Linked DNA regions of Homo sapiens: region 1 is linked to region 2. Evidence: chromatin contacts called from ENCODE Hi-C data. All regions are on one chromosome and are shown on one strand. The core of a region is the stretch at or near the end of the contact, and the rest is flanking DNA. Distances in the headings are between cores, read along the strand shown. Region 1 holds the start of WARS2-AS1 (WARS2 antisense RNA 1). Region 2 holds the start of NRAS (NRAS proto-oncogene, GTPase).

Evidence for each region. Hi-C counts contacts between places; a loop is a spot of excess contacts on that map. Pooled maps may share reads with other maps.
Region 1: a pooled map shows a loop between it and region 2 (16-fold over the local background). The contact joins the promoter of WARS2-AS1 here to the promoter of NRAS in region 2. A Hi-C loop is called at or near these places in 7 of 50 pooled maps.

What each region holds. Positions count from the first base shown.
Region 1 is chr1:119,139,044-119,141,875 of GRCh38, forward strand. It overlaps WARS2-AS1 (WARS2 antisense RNA 1), which reads left to right and starts at 1,353. Exons shown (of 7, transcript NR_125975.1): 1 at 1,353-1,750; 2 at 2,704-2,770. It overlaps WARS2 (tryptophanyl tRNA synthetase 2, mitochondrial), which reads right to left and starts at 1,610. Exons shown (of 6, transcript NM_015836.4): 1 at 1,512-1,610. The coding sequence starts at 1,601. RefSeq lists an enhancer at 1,382-1,691.
Region 2 is chr1:114,715,321-114,718,020 of GRCh38, forward strand. It overlaps NRAS (NRAS proto-oncogene, GTPase), which reads right to left and starts at 1,451. Exons shown (of 7, transcript NM_002524.5): 1 at 1,338-1,451; 2 at 730-857. The coding sequence starts at 840. CSDE1 (cold shock domain containing E1) reads right to left here. Exons shown (of 20, transcript NM_001007553.3): 20 at 1,596-2,700. RefSeq lists enhancers at 1,147-1,246, 1,257-1,456.

The sequences.
Region 1 (2,832 bases), core at 103-2,602, 4.4 Mb after region 2:
TAGTTTGGAATAAGGGGAAGTTTGGGTCTACGGCTTAGCTACTTTGATAGCATAGGTGTTAATGTGCTATAAATTATAAATAATCATCTCATTCTAGTTCTGCAGAATCAAACCCTCAAATTTCAAGGAGAGGAATTTTTGATAAATTTATCTAATTTTGAATTGTCTTACCTAACATTGCTGCTGAAATTTAAGGTGACATTTGAATAGTTGTTTGCTGACAAGCAGCTTTCCGGTATATATTAATATATTAGCTTATAAGAATTTTGTGAGGCTCACATTAATAAAAAACGGAAGTTCAAAAAATTTATGACATGACTAGAAAAATAAGTTGAACTTAAATTTTGGTTTTCATAATTACTCTCATTGGCTTTGTTTTGGCTTCATAATCATGGAACTATAGATTTTCCAGAGGTTGAAAGAACATTAACGTGTCAATCAGTCCAGCTCTCTTCCTCCACTCAATATGAGCAAAAAAAGAAGAAAAGTCCCAGAGAGATTGTGACTTGTCACACAGCTGTCAAGTGGCAGACCAAACCCTTGACCTCTAGGCTACCTTCCTGTCTAGCGCTGTTTTCAACACAACAGTTACAATAGGTGCGACATCCTCACACCTACTCATTATGGCAATACATATGCAAATGATGCCGGGAAATTACCTAATAAAATCACATTCTCTCCTTTCTCTCTAGTTCCCAGAATATATCTCCCGTAGATAAAGTATGTCAAAGTGCTTGCCACTGAGACTGTACTTGGAAGACGTTTGGTAAAATCCTGAATAACTGAAAGGGTATCCCCTCCCCCTGACTTTTTTGCTATGAGGGTAAAATTCCAAATATTTAAGACAATTCCCAATAAGACCAGGCCGCGACATGGTCTCCGTACGACGAGATTAATGGTAACAGCAGTGTTGTCAAGCGCAGGACAGGACAAACTCTGTAGCAGCTTGCGGTCACTCTTTCACAGCCTGCTAGATAGAGCAGTGCTGTGGAGCCACCAGGAGCAACCAGAATGGAAGATGCACTGACACTTGCTCAAGTACCACACTGCCAACCTGCTGCCCCGACCCAAGCTGCCCAATGCCTAACAAAACTTCTCTACTCTCTCCGATAGCCCCTTAGCGTGTTGTTAGGGTAAGGAGGGTAAAAACAGTAATAAGACCACAAGAAGAGCAGTCTCTAAAACAACCCGTCTCTGAAAACATCACACGCGGGGTAGGCTCACCGCGTTGCCCGGCAACAGCGGCGGCGCTCCGCTCCCAGAACTGGAGGTGGCGGCAAGAGGTCAGAAAGCGGCGCGCTTTTTCCACCAAGAAACCTTTACGTCATCACGTATCCTTGCAACGTCACTACGCTCTGAGCAGGCCGACAGTCATAGACGAGTAGACCTTAGGCGAGGGAAGGCATGTACTTTCCCTAAGAAGCGGGAGGAGAGAAATAAATAGAGGGCAGTGGGATGAGAAGAACCTCGCGGGATGGGAAGCCGCGGAGGGAAGGGCCGTCTTTGGTTACCTGGAGAGCGGGAGCAGCTGCGGATCCCTTATGAAGTGCCCGGATGAAGCTCCAGCGCTCACGCGCTTTCCGCATTGAGTGCAGCGCCATCTTGAGAAGGGCGGAGCCGTCTTGTTTGGAATGACGTCTGTTCAGAGAGCCAATCCCAGTCTCGCGACTCCTGCTTGCTGGGCGCGGCTTGGGCCTCCAGGCTGCGCAGCGCAGCCGCTATCGGGCGGACTGCAGTTCTTGCCGAGCAGGTGGGGACAGGAGCGGGGTGGGGCTTTAGTGTTTTTCCCTGGATCCCTTGTCTGCTCAGCCTTCCTGGAAGGAGAATTTCCTTGGGGGTTATTAGTAGCAACGCTTTAGACTGGAAGAAAGTCAAGTAGGCTGCATTTCTGATCTTAGCTATGTGAAGGCAACCTTTAAAAAGTTTGTTTAGAAACTCCCAGTTCTCTTAGAGGGTAATATAAGTGGTCTTTTTAGACATGTGTGGCCTCATTTCCCTTTTTTTTCTTTGAGACAAGGTCTCACTCTCGCCCAGGCTGGAGTGCAATGGCGCGATCTCGGCTCACTGCAACCTCCACCTCCCAGACTCAAGCTATTCTCCTGCCTCAGCCTCCTGAGTAGCTGGGACCACAAGGGTGCGCCACCACGCCCGGCTAATTTTTGTATTTTGGTGGAGACAGGGTTTCACCATGTTGCCCAGGCTCTCTCAAACTCCTGAGCTCAAGCCAAGCCATCTGCCTCGGCCTCCTAAAGTGCTGGGATTACAGGCATGTGCCACCGCACTGGACTTATGTGGCCTTATTTCATTCGTCCTGTAAACTTTGTTGAACCCTACCGTAATGTGCTGGGCACTGAAGGTACAGAGAAAGACATATCTTGTCTTCAAGTTGTGTACAGTCTAATAGAGTAGCGGATAAATAAATGATGTACACTTAATAGGTGTTAAAGAAGCAAGCACCGCAAGTTTTAAGGAGGAGTGGTTATGACTGTGGTGTTTCAACCTAGTCTAGGGAAGGCTGCAGGAAGGTTATACCTGATGGAAGAAATTGTTTTGTTTGGGGTTATGAGAAAGTTTAATACAGTTTTTCTGCTTCTGTTAATTCACCTAAAAATCTCCCAGACAGATAACGAGTGTTTCAGTAAAAATATAACTGGAAGAAATTCATGACAATTCCTTTATGTGTTTTGTTTATAATTCATCCAGCTACTGAAAATTACCAAGGAGAGGTAGGAGATAAGAGATGCCTATAAAGGAGCTGAAATCTACCAGGGTAAGACAAAACAGTAAATTAAAACCATATAGGATAATCTTGTAGGTATACAAAGTACTGGT
Region 2 (2,700 bases), core at 201-2,700:
GGCAAAACCCTTTATTTAAAGAGCCTTAGGTGCCACTTACTGAAGACAATCTGTACCATGAACTCTCATAATAACAATAGAATCCCTAAGTACTATTACATAGTGCTTTACCATTCATAAATAACTTAAATATATTATTTAACTTTCCATAACATCCCTGTGTGGTAGGCAGGACAAGTTTATGGTAATTTAAAACATGAGGAAAATGAGGTTGGGAGAGATTCAGTTGCTCAATATCACACAACTAAATAAACTGCAAACAGGGACCAAAATCCTAGGCATAAAGACTAAAAATCTCAAGTTCTTGCTACTCCAATCATCTGGTCTCAGCTGCTTCAACTAGCTAATAAATAAATATTGAAGAACACTCATCTCTGAATCCTTTATCTCCATCCTATTATCTCCCATACAATCAGACAGTCTCGCTACTATGGCCTGTGTTTCTCATGTAATAGAGCTGTTATATATGAAGAAACTCATGAATGAACTCAACACTGAGTTTGCAATAGTTTACAGAACTGTTAAAAACTGGACAGGTTTTAGAAACTTCAGCAGCTAATAAAAATGAACTGTTCTCTATAAACACGTTAAGCTTATTGCATAACTGAATGTATACCCAAAATAACTTTTTACTTTCTCTCCTCTTATTCCTTTAATACAGAATATGGGTAAAGATGATCCGACAAGTGAGAGACAGGATCAGGTCAGCGGGCTACCACTGGGCCTCACCTCTATGGTGGGATCATATTCATCTACAAAGTGGTTCTGGATTAGCTGGATTGTCAGTGCGCTTTTCCCAACACCACCTGCTCCAACCACCACCAGTTTGTACTCAGTCATTTCACACCAGCAAGAACCTGTTGGAAACCAGTAATCAGGGTTAATTGGCGAGCCACATCTACAGTACTTTAAAGCTTTCTATAATCAATGGAAATGAAAACCCTAGTGTGACCTTCCATTTGGTTCTTAAAGTGACTAGAGAACGCAAAAACACCGGATTAATATCGGCCTCACACTTCTGGAGTAGTTTTCTAGCAACCCCCATCCTTAGCTATTTTTCAACAGTCCTTGGGCCCCGCCCTCAGCCTAAGCAATGGAAATCCCCCTTCCTATTACTCCCCGAAGGCTTCTCAGCTCTAGCAGGAAGCCTCCAGGCCGCAACTCCTTCCCATTCTCCCTTCTGTCTCCAAAGATCTCCCCACGTAGGCACCAAATGGAAGGACCCCCGCCCAAGGCCTTTGTCTCCAGCTGATAGATTCTGCTCCATTTCTGGCATCAGTGAAACGCCTGAACATTCCACAGCCCAAAGCCGAACACTATGCATGAGATAAACTTACCTCAAGCTCCACTGCCTCTGCTTTGGACAGATTTAGGACCACAGCCGGGAAAAATGTTGGAGACCCCGGAACCGCCATGAACAGCCCCCACCAAGGAGCGGCACTTCCGGCCCCGCCCGCTACGTAATCAGTCGGCGCCCCAGGCGCCTGAGTCCCCGCCCCGGCCACGTGGGCCTCCGAACCACGAGTCATGCGGCAGGCCGCACCCAGACCCGCCCCTCCCACACGGGACGTTTCAATAATGAAAGCGCTAGGTGCTAGTGTCTCAAAAATCAGTAAAACTTTATTCGCTTCCATTCTTTCGCCATTAACAGAAAACTGGAGAAAGCAAAAATGTTTCGTGTTTACAAAGATAAACGGCCTCTTTACCCAGAGATCAAAACCTCAAACGACAAGGGGGAAGATAAAACCGCCCTCCCCCACATCCCCTGAGCTGACCCTTGTCATCTTAGACAAAGCCTTCAGTCCACTGGCCAGGGACCCTGTATATGGCCAATTCAAGAAGAGGGCCAAGAAATCAGACCCATCCATTCCCGTGATATAAAGTTGAACAGAAGCTACACCAAGGGTCAAGTGTCTGTATTTTACAGGACACAGTAACCAGGCGGCTACTTATAAAAAAAAACAAGATTCATTTCAGGCACAACTTTTTTATTTTTTTTTGTTTTGTTTTTAAATCAGTAAAAGAAACCGGGTCCTAGAAGCTGCAGTGATCTAAGCAGCAGCAAGTTTGTGCATTCATTTTTTTTGTTTTTGTTTAAATATGTTTAAATTATCACACTGCTGGCACTCCTCATTTGCATGAAATTCTGCACCATACTTACTAATTGTAGTAAAGTTACCCCCCAACCCACGAAAAAAAACCTACTCTGGAAGAAAATTTTCACTGAAATATAACCAAACTTCTTTAAGTGGATTGTGACAAGATTATAAATGATATGAAAAATAACATTTTAAAATTTGGCCATCAACTTTAAGAAATGGTTTGCCTATACAAATTTTTGTAATTTTTAAAAGATAATATATTCTACCCTCATATGGTCCTCAGAATTAAAGCATAATGAACAGGAAGAAAAAGGAAAAGAATGCAACTGAGTGCTAAGGCAGAACATCTTGCCAGAAGTAATTAATGAAGGTAGAGTATATAATGAAAAGTGCAGAATTTCATAGGGCCAACAAGATAACAGTCTATATTTTTCACTTACACAGGCAAAGTGGATTCTGCAATTACCAGTTGCGTTAAATGCACCAAATAAAGCTCCTAAAATTGATACTATAAGGCGCCACCTTAAGTTTTTCCAGGCTGCAACTGTGCATTATTTAAAATGGTTTTCTTAAATTTATTTATTTTTTTAAACATAAC